Regions from separate parts of the Homo sapiens genome. Here region 1 is linked to region 2. The links are chromatin loops, found by intact Hi-C in ENCODE. Cell type or tissue: PC-3. All regions are shown on one strand. Links, peaks and the distances in the headings refer to the core of each region. The heading gives the core; the rest is flanking DNA. Region 1 overlaps TRIM37 (tripartite motif containing 37). Region 2 overlaps PPM1E (protein phosphatase, Mg2+/Mn2+ dependent 1E).

Evidence for each region. A loop is a pair of places that touch in the nucleus more often than their neighbours do. Peaks named below come from ENCODE experiments on the same cell type or tissue, not always from the same donor. Only the 100,000 strongest peaks of a DNase experiment are listed, where the experiment ranks them.
Region 1: it touches region 2 in a loop (3-fold over the local background); 3 of 110 quality-filtered maps call a loop at or near these places.

The regions. Positions count from the first base shown.
Region 1 is chr17:58,994,940-58,999,338 of GRCh38, reverse strand. It overlaps TRIM37 (tripartite motif containing 37), which reads left to right. Exons shown (of 24, transcript NM_015294.6): 24 at 1-1,137. Among named protein-coding and RNA genes, the nearest start is that of TRIM37, 110 kb to the left of the region's middle. In PC-3, for the core only: no CTCF peak of the experiment used is centred there; no DNase peak of the experiment used is centred there; H3K27ac peaks cover 692 bases.
Region 2 is chr17:58,869,296-58,873,694 of GRCh38, reverse strand. The region is part of intron 1 of PPM1E (protein phosphatase, Mg2+/Mn2+ dependent 1E); the gene reads right to left. Among named protein-coding and RNA genes, the nearest start is that of PPM1E, 120 kb to the right of the region's middle. In PC-3, for the core only: a CTCF peak has its summit at 2,796; no DNase peak of the experiment used is centred there; H3K27me3 peaks cover 1,110 bases.

The DNA.
Region 1 (4,399 bases), core at 75-4,074, 130 kb before region 2:
CCCTGAATTTTGCTGTAGTTGGTGCTCAAATTTGTCATCAGTCAGATAATCAGATTTGGTCTTATTTCTTCATTATCTCGACCTGAAATAGTAATTTGGAAACTGTTGGAAGGTGGCACAGTTTAGTCTAAGACAGCAGTAGTACATGGGAAAAACAGTATGGGAAGAGTTCTTTGTAATGTAAGGAAATAACAATGTAGTTCTCTATTAATTTAGCAAATTTGTACATTCACAAAAGGCAGTTTGTCTACTACAGCAGAAGGCTGGTTAACTGCCAGAAAATGTACCTCCAGGCCCTGCATGCCGTCAGTAACCCGCCCGGCATTGGTGCTCTACTGTCTTTGGCTAGAGCTTAGTTGTGTTTAAATAATCATCTTTATATTTGGGGTTTTAATTACAGTTCCATTAGTGCCTGTAGATTAGTGAACAGAAAATTGCTTTGGAAGAGATTCTGCCCTGTAGACACTATGTGAATAACTGAAGTAACACTAGACTGAATCTCCTTTTTGGAGTATGTATCTTCTCTCACTTGTTCAAGTACAGGCACACTGTTCAACCGCATGGTATCTTTCTGTTGTGTGACTTCTACAAATGTAATTTTAAATGAAATTAAGTTAACATGGATTCATTACGTTCCTGGCCCTGTAGACACGTGTAAGATTATTTAAAATTCTTTCATTTTTTTCTGCCTCTTACTATACGACTGTAGTGCAACAAATATTTTAAAGCCCCCTTTTCTTCTTTATTTTCATTAGTTGTACATTGATTTCAGTGTCAACACATTTAAAGATTCATTCATGTTGCACAGTGGCTTACATGAACGTGAAACTGTGATATAAGGTTTTCTTTCATACTCATAATTAGCCCAAAACAGTTGCCAAACTTTGCCATTGTGCTCCTGCATTTGTGTTTGAGCTGCTATATATTTGTGGAAATTACACTGAAAGTTGACTAAGAGACTATTGAAAAAGCATGAATAATTAAATATACATGTGAGAGACATCTCATCTGCTGTATTTTACTTAGTGAATATTGTTCACTCTTCCGTGTCTGATGTCTTGCTGAATGCTGTGACTCATAGTTTACTTTTGTTCAAAATAGTTTGCACTTTTTGTTAATAAAATCAACTTGAGAAAATATGCCTCTGCTGTTTATTAAATTGGGACCAGAAACCCCTTCTTTTCTACTCATTGCCTCATTAGTAGTGTAGAGAAGATCCAAACATTTGATTAGTTTGTGTTTAGTCTAATGGCGAGGAGTGATGCCTAGCATCGATCCCAGTCATTCTAAAATTAGAATAAACCTGAAAGGCCAAAAGATTTCTTCAGAGATGATAGCTTTTAGTTCAGACCTGTTTGCTTTTAGGACAGGAAAGTAGTTTCCCCCTCGTTTCCAAGCCACCTTATATACTAAAGCTGCTCTGAGTTCCTTGGTGATGTCGGGAACACCGCTGTTTTCCCTCTTCCTTGATGTAGTCTGCTATGCTAAATTTTAGGTAGCAGAGAGGGAAGGAAGAGGCACAGGAGAAGAACCAGTTGCTCCACTCTCTGCTTGTCCTACTTTCTTGCTCTTTCTGTACCCTGATAGAGCCCTCAGCATGTTTTTTTATTTTTATTTTTGTAACCTTTCCTTTTTTGCTGAAGAACAGTCTGCTGTTACCTTGCTTCTGTATTTAGTATTTTATCTCAAGTTCATTCCTGGAAAATCTCTCCTGAATAGAGTTTTCTTAGGGCTAGAGATACATTAATGCTTGTGTTGTCTGTGAACGTGTCCTTTCTGGACAACTTTAACTACTTGTGTCATTGATCTTTAAGTAACCTTTGAGGTAGATGAGTTGTGTATCAAACCTGTTTGGCCATGGAGCCTTAGGTTCAGGGAGGTTGTATGATTCTCTTCAGGTTCAAAACCACTGGCAGGGATGGGGTGAACTGCTGGTCTAGTGCCTTTTCCACTTTATCTCACTTGCAGCAGACCCAACATTCTGATACCTAATAATTTAAAACCTAAAGATTATTCTTTTTTTTTAGCTTTTAATTTTGAGATAATTTCAGGTTTGCAAAAGAGTTGAAAAAATTGTGCAAGAGTTTCCGTATACCCTCTGCCCAGCTTCTCCTTTTGTTAATGCCTTACATAATCACAGAACAGTGATCAAAACTAAGAAGTTAATCCTGGTTGCAATATTGTTTACCAAACTACAGAATTTGTTCAGATCGCACCAGTTATTTCACAAATGTTCTTTTTCTGTTCTAGGATCCGGTCTAGGATCCCACATTGTATTTTGTTACCATGTTTCCTCAGGATCCTTCAGTATATGACAGCTCTTCCGCCTTTCCTTGCTTTCATGACCTTGATATTTTTGAAGAGGATGTGTTATTTTATTAAATGTTCTTCTTATTTGGGTTTGACAGATGCTTTCCTATATTAAATTGAGGTTATGCATTATTGGGAAGGCCCTTAGTGCATCACATCAGGGGGGATATGATGTTGATATATAAATATACATATATATACATACATACACACACACACACACACACACACACACATATATATATACTTTTTTTTTTTTTTTGATGGAGTCTCACTCTGTTGCTCAGGCTAGAATGCAGTGGCACCAGCTTGGCTCACTGCAGCCTCTGCTTCCCAGGCTCAAGTGATCCTCCCACCTAAGCCTCCTGAGTAGGTGTCCACCAACACACCTGGCTAATTTTTCTATTTTTTGTGGAGATGGGGTTTCACTCCAGGCTGGCCTCCAACTCCTGAGCTCAAAGTGATCCCCCTGCCTCAGCCTCCCAAAGTGGTAGGTTGATTGCAGGCTAGATTGCAGGTGCGATGCTGGCCTGATACTGATTTTTTTTTTTTTTTTTTTGAGACAGGTTCTCACTCTGTCGGCCAGGCTGGAGTGCAGTGGCATGATCTCAGCTGACTGCAACCTCTGCCTCCCTGATTCAAGCCATTCTCCTGCTTCAGCCTCCCAAATAGCTGGGATTACAGGCATGCACCACCACGCCCGGCTAATTTTTGTATTTTAGTAGAGATGGGGTTTCACCATGTTGGCTAGGCTGGTCTCGAACTCTGACATCAAGTGATCCACCCGCCTCGGCCTCCCAAAGTGCTGGATTAGAAGCATGAGCCACTGTGCCCGCCCAGCCCTGATGTTGATACTTTTTTATTGGTGAACTTAACCTTGAGATTACTTGGTTAAGATGGTGTCTGTGAGGATTTCCTACTATAGATTTACGTTTTCCCCCTTTGTAATTACTAAATATTTGGGGCAGATACTTTGAAACTATGCAGATACCTTGTTTCTATTAATTATTATTATTATTTTTTTTTGGAAGACAGGGTCTGGCTTTGTTACCCATGCTGTAGTGGTGCGATGTTGGCTCATACAGCCTCAACCCCCTGGGCTTAAGCGATCCTCCCACTTCAGCCTCCTAAGTAGCTGGGACTACAGGCATGCGCAGTCACACTGGGATAATTTTTGTATTTTTTATAGAGATGGAGTTCTTGAGTTCTTGGGTTCAAGTGACCCTCCCGTCTCAGCCTCCAAAAGTGCTGCGATAGAGGCATGTGCCACTGCGCCCAGCCAAAACTCTTGCTTACGAATTTTAGCACCTAGTAGTCGATCTTGCCTATGGGAATTATTACTGTAATGTTTTAATGGTACTTTTCTAATTCACTAATTTCTTCTATGTTTTTTGTTAGAATGCTGTGAGGAAAAGTCCCTTCTTCCCCATTTTTGTAATTTCAGCTACTTATTTATATCAGCTACTTTATATATCTATATATGATGGATATTTATTTTTGAGTTATGACTCAATACTGTTAATATTTTGTAGCTTGGCTTGTTCTAATTTTAGCCATTGGAAACTCTTCCAGATTGGCTCCTGTGCCCTTTTCATATGTCTCATTCTTCTTTTTTTTTTTTTTTAAGCATTTCTTTGCTTTCTGACATCACAAGATGCCTACCCCAGCCATGGAATTAACCACTTCCTAAGGAACCATGGTTCTTTTTATTGGAGAATGCTATCTAGAAACAAAGATTTGGATGCCACATATTTATTATTATTAGACTGTCACTGCTTCTAGTCCCACTCAATGGATAGATAGAAAATGTAAATTGGCTGGGTGTGGTGGTGCACACCTGTGGTCCCGGCTACTTGGGAGGCTGAGGTGGGAGGATCACTTGAGCTTGGGAGGTAGAGGTTGCAGTGAGCCAAAATCGTGCTACTGCACTTCAGCCTGCGTGACAGAGTGAGACACTGTCTCAAAAAAAAGAAAATGTATGGCCGGGCACAGTGGCTCATGCCTGTAATCCCAGTACTTTGGGAGGCTGAGGCAGGTGGATCACCTGAGGTCGGGAGTTCGAGACCAACCTGACCAACATGGAGAAACC
Region 2 (4,399 bases), core at 300-4,299:
TTGAGCCTGGGAGATCAAGGCTGCAGTGAGCTATGATTGTGCCACTGCACTCCAGCCTGGGTGACAAAGTGAGACCCTGACTCGAAAATAATAATAATAATAATAATAATAATAATAATAATAATAATACTATGAGCATTTTGTTCCATTCCAACCAAGATCAAGTTTCAGTCTTGCTACCTCTACGTAGCTCTTGTCCTGTTTGCCAGCTACACCATCTGAACCAACTTGCTTCATTAGATACATGGTTTTTCACTGCTTAGAAAATAAATTTTGTATTCTTCAATGTTTGATATTTCAGACTCAAATTGGTGTAGTTTCTTCCTTGGGAACTGAGATCATTTTAAAACAAAGAAAAGATTCTGCTTTATTTTAGAAAAACAGTAATGTTGATAGTATAATACAGAACTAAATAGTGCAATAAAATATTTGCCATCAATCTGTGCATATATATGCAGCAAACATCAGAAGGTAATTCCTAAATTTCGTTAATATTAAAGAGATAAATCATATCAACTTACAAAGAGTTATGAAAATTTATCTATACTACATTGAAGTTGTTTTGAATAAAATGTGAGCTTAGGCCTATGATGGTGTGAAACTGAGTAATTCAAATTTAAAGCTGGCAGAATTTTAGATAATTTTGAGCCTTGAGAGGAATGTGGTTCTATGACCTGAGCCAGTAGCATGCCGCTGCAAGTTCTGCTTTTACTGTAAATGACTAGGAAAAGCCTTGTAGCTCAAGATCTCTTCAAATTATCACCCCGATCACTGAATGTTAAGGCAGTCTTCCTTGAAATGTAACAAACTGTAACCAATCACTTCCTTGAAATGTAACAAACTATAACATATAACATATGGACTGACCTTGTATGGAAAAATGTTACAACCCTGTTAACTGCCTATATAAATGGAAACTCAACTTCCCCACTTTGGAACACTTGCTCCCACGTGTTTGGGGTCTGTGTTTCCCAGGTGGCTGTCATTTTTGTTTTTAGTAGCAAGGGACTGGAGGATATACAAATGGACAATGACCAGACTATACATGAAGACAGAACTCTGACCCTTCAGCAACCAGCCCACAAAAACAAATGGACAGTGATCAGATCATACTTTGTGTTTAAATAAACCCTATATTTTATCATATTTTCTGAATCTCATTATTTAAGGTTGACATTTTGGTCACCATGAAGGGACTCAAAGCAGACCTCCAGTGATATCTGTCACTTTGCTGACAACTGGAACGCTGCTACCAACACAAATTACTTTCATTCACCCAATCTTGCTGAAGTTAATGGAAATATCTAGTAAGGCATCTCTCAGGGTCTGAACCTCCCAGCTTGGTAGAGGTTTAAACATTATTTTGTTATTTATTTATTTTCCTTTTACTTATTTTTTGAGACAGCCTCTCACTTTATGGCCCAGGCTGGAGTGCAGTGGTGCAATCTCGGCTCACTGCAACCTCCGCCTCCTGGGTTCAAGCAATTCTCCTGTCTCAGCCTCTGGAGTAGCTGGGATTACAGGTGCGTGCCACCATGCCCAGCTAATTTTGTATTTTTAGTAGAGACAGGGTTTCACTGTGTTGGCCAGGCTGGTCTCAAACTCCTGACCTCAGGTGATCTGCCTGCCTCAGCCTCCCAAAGTGCTGGGATTACAGGCGTGAGCCACCACGCCCAGCCTCATTAGCATTTCTATAACTTTTTATCTCATTTGAAACTTTGGTCAGGGAGAAAACAGTTTATCTTTGAAAAGAGGAAATGAATCTTTGTGACTTAAGCAAAATTTGTAATCTTTAAAACTAACCAGATTCTGAAGCTCAGTTCAACTGACAACTGACAAATATAAATATTCTTCTTCTTCTTCTTTTTTTTTTTTTTTGAGACAGGGTCTCCCTTTGTTGCCCAGGCTGGAGTGCAGTATCGATGATCATGGCTCACTGAAGCCTCAACTTCCGAGGTCCAAATGATTCACTCACCTCAGTCTCCCAAATAGGTGGAACTACAGGTGTGCGTCCCCACACCTGGCTAATTTTTTGTATTGTTTGTAGAGACGGAGTTTTGCCATATTGTCCAGTCTGATCTCAAACTCCTAGGCTCAAGCAATCCACCCATCTCAGCCTCCCAAAGTGCTGAGATTACAGGTGTGAGCCACTGTGCCTGGCCTAAAGTTTCTTCTTGAGTAATTAAAACTACAAAAGGCTCTTTATGAGGACAAAATAAGTCCCAAAGATGAGAGACACTGTTCTTGCCAACTGAAAGGCACCTTAGGCTACCGAGGTCTTTGTGGGAGTGTTGGAGCTCATTGTTCATGACATGAAACAGTCTTACAGGAAAACCCTTAAGAAGAGCATACAGAGCCAGGCACGGAGGCTCAATGCCTATAATCCCAGCACTTTGGGAGGCCAAGGCAGAAGGATCACTTGAACCCAGGAGTTTAGGACTAACCTGGGCAACACAGTGAGACTCCATCTCTACAAAAAATATATAAGAAATTAGCCAGATGTGGTGGTGTGCACCTGTAGTCCCAGCTACTTGGGAGGCTGAAATAAGGGAGGATCACTTGAGACCAGGAATTCGAGGCTGCAGTGAGCTGTAATCACACCACTGCACTCTAGCCTGGGTGACAGAGCAAAACAAACAAACAAAAACCATAAAGTTAAATGAACACACATAACAGCTGATCACCTACTGCCTTAAGCACCCAAGCCTCTTGGGATCACCAAGACACATAAAAGGGAAAAACCAACACAAGGGTGACACCTTGAGGGGCTATTCCCACAGGCGGCACACTTAATCCAAAATATCTCCTATCTAAGTTGTTTGGTCATTCAAGAGGAAAATCTAAAGTCTGGGTAATCATGCATCTAAAACCAAGTATTCCTCCTGAAGAAGAGATCCACCACTAGAAACGTAAGCTGGATTCATGTTTAATACTTACGGCACATCTTCATGTAAATATTTAGAAAATTAGTCATGCATAATTTGCAATGACCCCAAATTACAGTGGCCAAAATGGGGGTACCTTTGAAATACCTAAACTAGTTTCTCTGCATACTCAATTTTTAAAAATCCAGCTCTCATTATCCTAAGTGAATTAACACAGGAACAGAAAACCAAATACTGCATGTTCTCACTTATAAGTGGGAGCTAAGCATCGGTACACATGGACATAACAGAAGGAAAATTAACACTGGGAACTACTTGGGGGTGGGCAAGGGCTAAAAAACTACATATTGGGTACTATGCTCACTACCTGGGTAATGGGATCCTTTGTACCCACAAACCTCAGCATCACACAATATACCCATATAACAAACATACACAGGTACCCCCTGAATCCAAAATAAAAGCTGGCTCTAAAATAAAACAAAATAACTGGGAGAGCTATTTTCAATGGTACTTAGAAGCTTTCTGATAAAGCCATTTCTTTGAAAGAGGAAATGAAAAAATTGTCTAAAATAATTTTGAATTGAAAAACCCTGACATTTCTTCTTCTCCTTCAGCTCCTTCTTCTCTTTGTCCCTCATTGTCAGAACTTCCTTGTCTATCAGACTACCTTCCCTTCCTCCTCCTCCTCCTCCAGATGCTGTACTGGCTCCATTTAGGGAATACCCTGTGTGTCTAGTAGAAGAGAACCTGCTTGATTTATCAACCATGCTCAAAGGTAGAACTTAAAGGCATAATTAAATAATTTCCTAATCCTCTTCAGGATTCTATTGGATTTGCTAGAGAATTTGAATTAAACATTCAAACTTTCAATCCCAGATTCTCTGACTTATATCAATTCGTTCATCTTTGATAAAGCCAAATAGGATAGCAAAGGCACATTAGAGAAATTCTTCAGAGAACTTCCATAAATGTTCTGAAGCAGATTGTGAATGGGCCTGCAACACTGCCAAAGCTTTACTAGATGCTATCCCCTTAGTTTTTCAAAAAGTGGTTGATTGGAACAAAATACAACATCAACAAAATTTTCATGAGCCTTGTCTTAGTCTGTCTTTGTGTTGCTATAAAGGAATACCTGAGACTGGGTAATTTATAAGAAAAGAGGTTTATTTGGTTCACAATTCTGAAGACTGTACAAGAAGAAGCATGGTGCCAGCATTTGCCTCTGGTGAAGGCCTCCAGCTGCTTCCACCCATGGCAGAAGGAGAAGGGGAGCTGGTGTGCAGAGATCACATGGCAAGAGAGGAAGAAATTGAGGGGAGGTGCCAGGCTCTTTTTAACAATCAGCTCTCATGGGAACCAATAGAATGAGAACTCATTCATTACTGTGAGGATGGCACCAAGCCACTCACAAATGATCTGCCCCCATGAGCCAAACATCTCCCACTAGGTCCCTCCAACGCTGGGGATCAAATTTCAACATGAAATTCGGACAGGACAAATATCCAAACTAT